Regions from separate parts of the Homo sapiens genome. Here region 1 is linked to region 2. The links are chromatin loops, found by intact Hi-C in ENCODE. Cell type or tissue: tibial artery. All regions are shown on one strand. Each heading gives the region's core, and the rest is flanking DNA. Links, peaks and the distances in the headings are about the cores only. Region 1 overlaps CCL28 (C-C motif chemokine ligand 28). Region 2 overlaps TMEM267 (transmembrane protein 267).

Region 1 (5,378 bases), core at 71-5,070, 64 kb before region 2:
GTTGTATTGTGAATGAACTCTTTAAAAATACTTTTTTCTAATTAGTTAATTTTTATGTATAAGAATTCTATTGATTATTTAATGTTGCTCTTGTATCCAGCAACCTTGCTGAATTTTTTTATTTTTAATAGTTTGGAGTAGATACTCCAGTTTTACAGGTAAATCGTCATTTTCATCTCTTTCTTCTCAATTCCTGTGTAGGAAATAAAGGATTTTTCTCTTTTAAAATCTGTTACTTTGCTAAATGCCTAGAACAGTACCTAGCCCATTGAAAGTTTTAAATTGCTGCGGTGGATTAATCTATTTTCTTCCTTGCCCTCCTGGGATAAACCATACTTATTCATAATATATTAATTTTTATATATTGTATAAGATATGCTATTTATTAAGATTTTTGCACCTCTGTTCATAAATTAATCTATACTTTTATACCCTGTTACCATCCTTCCATGTTTTGGGTATTAAGGGTATGTTAATCTCAACAATGCATTAGGTAGTTTTCTCTGTTCTTCCATCCTTTGAAAGAGTTTGTATAAGATAAAGATTTTCTGTTCCTCCAATTTTTGGTAAAACTTAAAAAACTATCTAGGCCTGGTGTCTGAGGAAAGATGTTTAAGTTGGATTTGTTATTGGCTTACTTGTATATATAATATATATATATTTACATATATATTTATATATTTATTATTTTTCCAAGAAATTGTTCATTTTATCCACAATTTCTACTTTATTCTCACAAAGTGTCATAGCTTTATCTCACTGTATTTGCAGTCATGGCTCCTTTTTTAAATTCTTAGTGTTTGAAGTGAAGGTTCCTGTGCAAAGTAATAGTTTAAAAGTTTGAGCCAGGTGTGGTGGCTCATACCTATAATCCCAGTACTTTGGGAGACTGAGGTGGGAGGATTGCTTGAGGCCAGGAGTTCAGGACCAGCCTGGGCAACATAGTGAGACCCTGTCTCTACAAAAAATTTAAAAGATTAGCCAGGCGTTGTGGCCCACCTACTTGGGAGGCTAAGGCAGGGGGATCACTTGAACCCAGGAGTTGGAGGCTTTGATCCTGCCATTGCGTTACAGGAAAGGGGTCCCCATCCAGACGCCAAGAGAGAGTTCTTGGATCTCGTGCAAGAAAGAATTTAGGGCCAGTCCGCAGTGCAAAGTGAAAGCAAGTTTATTAAGAAAGCAAAGGAATAAAAGAATGGCTACTTCATAGAGCAGCCCTGAGGGTGGCTGGTTGCCCATTTTTATGGTTATTTCTTGATGATATGCTAAACAAGGAGTGGACTATTCATGCCTTACCCCCCGCCTTTTTTTTTTTTTTTTTTTTTTTTGAGACGGAGTATCGCTCTGTATCGCTCTGTTGCCCAGACTGGAGTGCAGTGGCGAGATCTCTGCTCACTGCAAGCTCCGCCTCCCAGGTTCACGCCATTCTCCTGCCTCAGCCTCCCCAGTAGCTGGTACTACAGACGCCCGCCACCACACCCGGCTAATTTTTGTATTTTTAGTAGAGACGGGGTTTCACCGTGTTAGCCAGGATGGTCTCGATCTCCTGACCTCGTGATCCGCCCGCCTCTGCCTCCCAAAGTGCTGGGATTACAGGCGTGAACCACTGCGTCCAGCCCATGCCTCCCCTTTTGAGACCAAATCGGGTAACTTTCTGACGTTGCCATGGCATTTGTAAACTGTCATGGCGCTGATGGGAGTGTAGTAGTGAGGGCGACCAGAGGTTACCCTTGTGGCCATTTTGGTTTTGGTAGGATTTAGCCGGCTTCTTCACTGCAACCTGTTTTATTAGCAAGGTCTTTTATGACCTGTATTTTGTGCTGACCTATGTCATCCTGTGACTTAGATGGGAATGCAGCTTAGTAGGTTTCAGCCTCATTTTACCTAGCTCCTATTTTAAGATGGGAGTTGCTCTGGTTCACTCGCCTCTGACAATTGCATTGCAGCCTGGGCGACAGAGACCTTGTCTCTAATAATAAATAAATGTTTGGCTCTAAGCTTAGAAACAAAGCATTCAACTCATGGGTTAAAGAGGAAACCACAAAATCTTATTCTGGAAAATCGTAAAAGTACTATTTATTATAATGGGTGGGGTACAGTTAAATTTAGCCCTAAATGCATTTATTTAAAACACATACACGAAAAAAACGTGTGTTCAACTAAAAACCCGGAAAAGGAAAATCAGAGGAAACAAAGCACGAGAAAAAAAGAAAGAAAGAAAGAAAGAACGAAAAAAGAAAAGCACGACGTTATGGCGCTTTGAGGCTGTCGCGCTACTGGTATCTGTAGTCGTGGCTGCCGTGGACCAGGAGAGACTGAAGTGGAAAACAGCGGGCGGTAGCCGAAGCAGAGAGCAAGGAAGAGCGCGGGAAGTGCAGAGCGACAGCAACAAGAAAGGGGTGGCGCGGGACGTCGTTTACCTGGGCGACGTCCAGCCGCCCTTCCCGCCTCTGCGCGTACGCAACCTGCTTGGCGCCACTGACCTGGTGAGGAGGCTTCTTTAAGGCCGTGGACGGTTCCTACCCGCGCGCGGAGAGGACCGACGTGAAGAAGCTGCCAAAGTATAACAAGTACTACGCGAAGGGTAGGTAGGGTGGAGTCCCAGGCAGCGCGTGACGGCCGGATGCCCAGACGCGCACGTCGCCCGCAGGCGCACGCCTGGACCCGGGGGAGCCGGCTGGGGCGCCCAGGACCAGGCCTAGCCTACCGCGGGCTGCCCTTCACAGAGCTGCAGGAGAAAACGTTGTATTGTGCACGCATTCCCTAACCCTTACTAGTTTTTTTTTTTTTAATTGATCGGCCAGCTTTTGATGCGGGTATGTTAAAATCTCCCACTGTTATTGGGATTATGCCAGTTTTTTTTTTTCTTGCATTTCTGTCTACTTATGTGATACAACACTTGGGGTTATGTTTTCAGACGCCCAAGTACCCTCCTGGTCCACAGCCAGAATTAAAATGAGGCACGAGCCTCAGGTGCAGAATTTAAGGGACCGCCAAAAGAACTCCGTAATGAAGATAAGCAATATTTGGATGCAATATTTTTAAAAATAAAAATTAATGCAAAAAAGTCTATGATTAGTAAAATGCTGCAATTTTAAATAAAAACAAAATCTGACTGCATTTTCACGCCTCGATCATCTCTCTTGCCTCACAGGAGTCTGGGCCCTAGAGATAGCTTTTCTGTGAAGTGAACTTTTTTATCTTTCGGTTAAGATTCCTCTATTTCTACTATAACTTTTTGCTTAAATCATATTTTTCTGTTATTGACATTGCTACACTAATCTTTTGGTTTGTATTCATTTATTCTCTCTTTTTTTTGCGTTTTTAAATCCTTTTTCTTTGCTTTTTATTCTTTCTGTTGGAAAGGTATTTTCTGTATTTCCTTTATTAATATTTTTCTACTAAAAATTTAGGCAGAGTTGGGTCAAGAAAAAGCTCCCTTGGGAAAAATGTCTACAATATCTAGTACCGACATGTTTCTTTTTGAATCGTAGAAGTGTGTTATTTTACTAATTCAAGTGATTGTCACATCAGTAAAATTCTAGAAGCATTTATAGGGTGCTGCCTGCATTGTATCAGTCTTTGTAACAGACACCGAGTATATAAGAATTAATAAGTCATAGTACCTGCCCTCAGGGCGCCTACAATTAGCAATTAGCAGACTTTTTTTTCTTTTTTTCCTTAGATAAGATCTTGCTCTGTCACCCAAGCTGGAGTGCTGGAGTGCAGTAGTACAAACACAGCTAACTGCAGCCTTCACCTCCTGGCGTCAAGTGATCCTCTTGCCTCAGCCTCCCGTGTTGCTGGGACCACCGGTGCACACCACCATGCCTACCTAATTTCTTTATTTTTTTGTAGAGATGGGACCTCACTTTGTGCCCAGGCAGAGCAGACATTTTTCTAACATTGTCTCATTGGACCTCTCTGCTGTATTTAACACTTACCCATTCCTTCCTTGAAAATTTCCATATTCCTAGTTACTAGTCTCTTCTAATATTCTGAATAATGAGAAATTACAGCTGGGCACAGTGGCTCATGCCTGTAATCCCAGCACTTTGGGAGGCCAAGGCAGGAGGATCACGAGGTCAGAAGTTCAAGACCAGCCTGGCCAAGATGGTGAAACCCCATCTCTACTAAAAATACAAAAAAATTAGCCGGGCATGGTGGCAGACGCCAGTAATTCCAGTTACTCAGGAGGCTGAGACAGAGAATTGCTTGAACCCGGGAGGTGGAGGTTGCAGTGAGCCGAGATTGTGCCACTGCACTCCAGCCTGGGCGACAGAGAGGGACTCCATCTCAAAAAAAAAGAAGAGAAATTACTTTCTCTGCCTCTTGAATGCGTCCTCCTTTGCCCTCTCCTCAATAGTTAGCATTCTGAAAGTGCCATCCCTAACCTACTGCTCTTTTCTTTCCACATCTCATGTTTAAAATTTTTACTATGTCAGTAACTTCAAAATGTGTTTTTTTAGCTCTACCCAAATATTCTGATGTGTATCCACCTGCCATTGAATATGCACTTGGATATCCCACAGGCACCCCAAACTCAACAGAGCCGCAACTGAAGACATCATCTCCTGCCACTTTAAATCTACTGTTTTCCTTTTCTCATCTCGTTTAATCACTTTGTACTGTTATCCAAGTGTAATTCCATCTTCTGCACTCCCATGGCCAGTCAAACTCCTGTAGATTGTATTTTCCTTAACACTTTTCAGATCTGTCTCCTCTTTCTCCTTGTTACCACTCTTAGTTCAGGACCTTATTAATTGACTTCTGGACTGCTGAACCTCTCAGTTGTCTACTTTCTTCCAATTTTGTCATTTCCCCATTTGAATCTGAGGTCCCACAGTACCTTGTGCTTTCCTATATCTTAGTCTTTACCATGTATGACATTAAGAGTCTATATGACTGTCTTTTGACTGTAAGCTCCCACAGGGCATCTTTGTAACCCCCCACCACATAGCACATTGTCTGGTATTAGTGCTAAAAAAGTTTCTTGGACTGAACTAAGCTCCGATCTTATCAGTGTTTCATTTTTATCTTGTTTTAAGGCTTTTAATGTCCAAAATATTTTTGCTTTTTTTCTAGGAATAGTATTTTCAGTTTTTGGTCAAGCTCTTATGTCCCAAATTATCTACAATTACACAGTGCTTTTCATAGGTACCATCCCTGCACATTGAAGTAATAAGGGGTCAGTCAATATGATAAATCATTTGTTCACTATATGTAATATTGTAAAGATGTTTTTAGTATCTGATCAAAAGCATTCCTATTTGTCTTATTATGGTGTTATTTCTTTTCTTTTTTTTTTTTTTGGGAGACCGTCTTGTTCTGTTGCCCAGGCTGGAGCGCAATGGTGTGATCACGGCTCACCGCAGCCT
Region 2 (5,378 bases), core at 258-5,257:
GAATCACAGTCACAGGCCACCATGCCTGGCTAATTTTTAAATTTTTTTGTAGAGATGGAATTTCACCATGTTGCCCAGGCTGGTCTGCAGCTCCTGGCCTCAAGCAATCTTCCCACCTCAGCCTCCCAAAGTGCTGGGATTACAGGCGTGAGCCACTGAACCTGGCCTAGAAATATGTTTTTAAAAAGAGTGCATAGTATAATTCTACTTATTTAAAAGTCTACAAAATACAAACTAATTTATAGTGACAGAAAGCAGATCCATGGTTTCCTGAAGACAGTAGAGGCAGGAATGATTAAAAAGGAGAATAAAGAAACTTTGGTAAGGGACGCATATGTTCATTATCTTGACTGTGGTGATAGTTCCATGGTTCACAGTTTCATACATATGTCAAAACGTATCAAACTGTATATTTTAAACATATACAGTTAATTACATGTCAATTATACTCCAACAAAGATGTTAAAAAGTTAGGAAGGTACACTTCATTGATTATAAAACAGCAGGCTTTTGTAAAAAAGGAGAAATATGAAAACAAGAAACTATGGAAATGAAAAAGTTGATTACCCAAATAAAAACTCAATGCAAAGTCTACTATGCACTGAAGGAATGCACAGTGGCGTGAATCTTTCAAACATCAAAATTAGTAAATGAGAACATTTGCAAATAATTTTTCCAAAGCTTAAGGGGAAAATATAAGACAAAGAGTTGGGCATTGAAAAAAAATTTCCAAAAATAAAGAGAAAACCTTTAGAGTTTCTATGTCAAAAAAAAAAAATTATCTTCCAAAGAAAGAGAATGTGATTATCATCAACCCTAAATGTCAGAATACTGTGAGGTAACATTTACAGAACTCTGAGAGAAAAAGATCATAGACTGTAGCATTCTAAGCATAGTTAAATTATGGCACCTATGTGGCAACTGTGAATTTTAAAAGTTTTGCCTTAGAAATTATACACCCATGTATGATTTTGGGGGGTAGGGGAAACTGAGCAGTAGAACTTCTCAATCTCTAGCAGGAAGGGAGACAAATAAAGAAAATTTGATCAATACAGCAAGACAGAAAAGAAAAAAAAGAAAACCTTACTTCCCTCCAGCTCACCCCCACTCTGCAAAAAGCAATAGGGACCAAATAAAATACAAATACCACAACAAATGTGAATGTGTTAAATTTCTCTATAAAGAGACAAACATAATCAGATTGGGGCAAAAGAAAACATCACTAAATTATTGTTCAAAACAAAACACCTCAAACAAAAAGTCTTCACAATATAGAAAATAAAGAGATGAGAAAATATATGTCTAAGAAATACAAACAAAATTAAGTAGCAATGGTAATATTAACTGCAAACACAGAATTCAAGGTAAAAATGATTAATTAGAACTGAAAAGGATAAAATATTCACATCACAGTAAAGTTCTATGGGGTAAGAGGATGCTTACATGTCAAACAACAGCAGCAAAAAATTAAGTGGTCAATAAAAGGCATAATCTGAATAATATAATTTATAAATTTTATTTCATACTCAGGTATACAACTTCATATGCTATGAAGCAGTGGTCCCAGTCCTTTTTGGCACCAGGGACTGGTTTTGTGGAAGACAATTTTTCCATGGACTGTGGAGGGGGATGGTTTTGCGATGATTCAAGTGCATTACATTTATTGTGTACTTTATTTCTATTATTATTACATTGTAATATATAATTAAATAATTACACAACTCAACATAATGTAGAATCAGTGGGAGCCCTTAGCTTGTTTTCCTGCATCTAGAGAGTTCCATCTTAGGATGGTGGGAGACAGTGACAGATCATCAGGCATTAGATTCTCATAAGAAGCACGTGACCTAGAACTCGCATGTGCAGTTCACAATAGGTTCACTCTCCAATGAGAAGCTAACGCTGCCACTGATCTGAAAGGAGGTGGAGCTCAGGCAGTAATGTCAGTGATGGAGAGTGGCTGTAAACACAGATGAAGCTTCACTTGCTAGCCTGCCGTTCACCTCCTGCTTTGCGGCCTGGATCCTAATGGGCCATGAACCTGTACTGGTCCATGGCCTGGGGGTGGGGACTCCTGCTATAAACAGTACACATTCTTTTCAAATGTTCACGGAACCCCCATAAAAGTTAACCACATATTTGAATTAGGGAGGCAGAGCAAAATAGCAGAATAGAAGCCTCCACCAATCATCCCCAAACACAAGTTAACAACTATCTACACAGAAAAAAAATACCTTCATAAGAACCAAAAATCAGGTGAGACTCATAGTACCTGGTTTTAACTTCACACCACTGAAAGAGGCACAGAAGGGATTAAAAAAAAAACAAAACACAGAAAAGCAAAAAACAGTCCTGAATCACTAAGGCCACCCCTCCCCTACACCCCAGAAGTGGCAGAGTGGGGCAGAGAGCATCTCTGGGCACTGAGGGAGGGAGAACACAGCAGTTTTGAGGCACTGAACTCAGTGCTGTCCTGTTAGAGCAGAAAGGAAAACCAGACTAAACTCAGTTGATGTCCAGCCACGGAGGGAGCATTTAAATTAGCCCAAGCCAGAGGGGAAATGCCCATTCCATTGGTCCGAATTTGAGTTTCTGCAAACCTCGCCACTGAGGGCTACAGTGCCCTCTGTCTCCAGGTAAACTTGAAAGGCAGTGTAGGCCTTAAGGACTGCAACCCTTAGGTGAGTCCTAGAGCTGAACTAGGCCCAGAGACAGTGGACTGCGTGGGCACATGACATACTGAGACCAAAGTTGGGGCAGCCAAAGGTATGCTGGCATCACCCTCACCTAACCCCATGCTGCACATCTTGAGGCTCCAAAAGAGACCCCTTCTTTTTGCTTGAGGAGAATAACAGCTCAACCACAGCAAGACAGGACACTGGTCAGAGTCATGAGGGCCCCATTCCAGGCCCTAGTTCCCAGATGTCATTTCTAGACATACTCAGAGCCAGAAGGGAAACCCCTGCCTTGAAGGACAGGACTCAAAAACTGGCAGCATTCATCACCTGCTAACTGAAGAGCCCTTGGGACCTGAACAACCAGCAGTGATACACAGGTACTACATCAAGGGCCTTGCGTGAGCCTCTGAGACTTGCTGGCTTCAGGTGAGACTCAGCACATTATCAGCTGTGGTGGCTATGGGAAAAAACTCCCTCTGTTTGACAAAAGCAGAGAGAAAACTAAAGGGGACTTTGCCTTTCACCTTAGGTATCAGCACAGGCATAGGAGGATAGAGCACCAAGTGAGCTCTTGGGGTCCCTGATTCCAGGATATGACTCTTGGATGGCATTTCTGGACCTGCCCTGGGCCACAGAGGAGCCCACTGCCCTAAAGGGTGGGTCTCAGGCCAGGCAGCATCCACCACAAACTGACTTAAGAGACCTTGTGCCTTAAGGGGCATTAGCAGTGTTCTGGCAGTACTCTTTGTGACCTGGGGTGGTGGTGGCTATGGAGTCAGGCTCCTCTGTCTTTGAAAAGGGGAGGGAAAAGTGGGAAGGACTGCATCTTGTGGTTTGAGTGCCAGCTCAGCTGCAGTGCAATAGAACATCAGGTAGACGTCTAAGGTTTTTGACTCTAGTCCCTGACTCCCAGATGGTACCTCTAGACCCACCCAGGGCCTGGGGGACCTCACTGCCCTGAAAGGAAGGACATAGGCCTGGCTGGCTTTGCTACTGGCTGATTGTAGAGTCCCAGGGCCTACAGCAAACATAGGCAGTAGCCAGGAAGTGAATATAGCAGGCATTGTGTGAGACCAAGTGCCATGCTGGGTTCAGGTCTGACCCAGCACAGTCATGGTAGTTGTGGCCACAGGGGTGCTTGGGTTACTTCACCCTAGCTTTAGGTGGCTCAGAACACAGAAACAGACTGTTTGAGGGAAAGTAAAGGAAGAGAACAAGAGTCCTAGCCTGGTAATCCAGAGAATTCTCCCATATCTTGTCCATGACCATCAAGGCGGTACCTCTATGAGTCTGCAAGAACCACAGCATTACTGGGCTTGGAGTGCCCTCTAAAGCAGATATAGTTTAGATTATAACACCAAAGTCCTTTCAAATATCTGGAAAACCTTCCCAAGAAGGACGGGTACAAATAAGCCCCGACAATGAAGCCTACAATAAATACCTAAGTCATCAATGCCCAGACACTGAAGAACATCTACTAGCATCAACACCATCCAGGAAAACATGACCTCACCAAATGAACTAAATAAGGCACTAAAGACCAATCTTGGAAAAGAAGATATGTGACTTTTCAGACAGAGAATTTAAAATAGCTGTGTTGAGGAAATTCAAAGAAATTCAAGATAACACAGAAAAGGAATCCAGAAGTCTATCAGATAAATTTAACAAAAAGATTGAAATAATTAAACAGAATCAAGCTGAAATTCTGGAGCTGAAAAATGCAATTGGCATACTGAAGAATGCACCACAGTCATTTAATAACAAAACTGATCAAGCAGAAGAATTAGTGAGCTTGAAGCCAGGCTATTTGAAAATACAGTCAGAGGAGACAAAAGGAAAAAGAATAAAAAACAATGAAGCACACATACAGGATCTAAAAAATAGCCTTAAAAAAGCAAATTTAATAGTTATTGGCAGAAAGCAGGAAAGACCCAAAATTGACACCCTAACATCACAATTAAAACAACTAGAAAAGCAAGAGCAAACACATTCAAAAGCTAGCAGAAGGCAAGAAATAACTAAAATCAGAGCAGAACTGAAGGAAATAGAGACACAAAAAACTTTTCAAAAAATTAATGAATCCAGGAGCTGGTTTTTTGAAAAGACCAACAAAATCGATAGACCGCTAGCAAGACTAATAAAGAAGAAAAGAGAGAAGAATCAAATAGATGCAATAAAAAATGATAAAGGGGATATCACCACTGATTCCACAGAAATACAAACTACCATCAGAGAATACTAGAAACACCTCTATGCAAATAAACTAGAAAATCTAGAAGAAATGGATAAATTCCTCGACACATACACCCTCCCAAGACTAAACCAAGAAGAAGTTGAATCACTGAATAGACCAATAACAGGCTCTGAAATTGTGGCAATAATCAATAGCTTACCAACCAAAAAAGGTCCAGGACCAGATGTATTCACAGCCGAATTCTACCAGAGGTACAAGGAGGAGCTGGTACCATTCCTTCTGAAACTATTCCAATCAATAGAAAAAGAGGGAATCCTCCCTAACTCATTTTATGAGGCCAGCATCATCCTGATACCAAAGCCTGGCAGAGACACAACCAAAAAAGAGAATTTTAGACCAATATCCTTGATGAACATTGATACAAAAATCCTCAATAAAATACTGGCAAACCGAATCCAGCAGCACATCAAAAATCCACCCCACCATGATCCAGCCCACCATGATCA

Evidence for each region. Hi-C counts contacts between places; a loop is a spot of excess contacts. Peaks named below come from ENCODE experiments on the same cell type or tissue, not always from the same donor. Only the 100,000 strongest peaks of a DNase experiment are listed, where the experiment ranks them.
Region 1: a loop joins it to region 2, with 7 times the contacts of the local background. A loop is called at or near these places in 2 of 110 quality-filtered maps.

What each region holds. Positions count from the first base shown.
Region 1 is chr5:43,394,552-43,399,929 of GRCh38, forward strand. All of the region lies in intron 1 of CCL28 (C-C motif chemokine ligand 28), which reads right to left. Among named protein-coding and RNA genes, the nearest start is that of CCL28, 15 kb to the right of the region's middle. RefSeq lists silencers at 2,568-2,627, 2,678-2,767. In tibial artery, for the core only: no CTCF peak of the experiment used is centred there; a DNase peak (open chromatin) is centred at 2,530; H3K4me3 peaks cover 1,497 bases; H3K27ac peaks cover 812 bases.
Region 2 is chr5:43,458,235-43,463,612 of GRCh38, forward strand. All of the region lies in intron 1 of TMEM267 (transmembrane protein 267), which reads right to left. Among named protein-coding and RNA genes, the nearest start is that of TMEM267, 23 kb to the right of the region's middle. In tibial artery, for the core only: no CTCF peak of the experiment used is centred there; no DNase peak of the experiment used is centred there.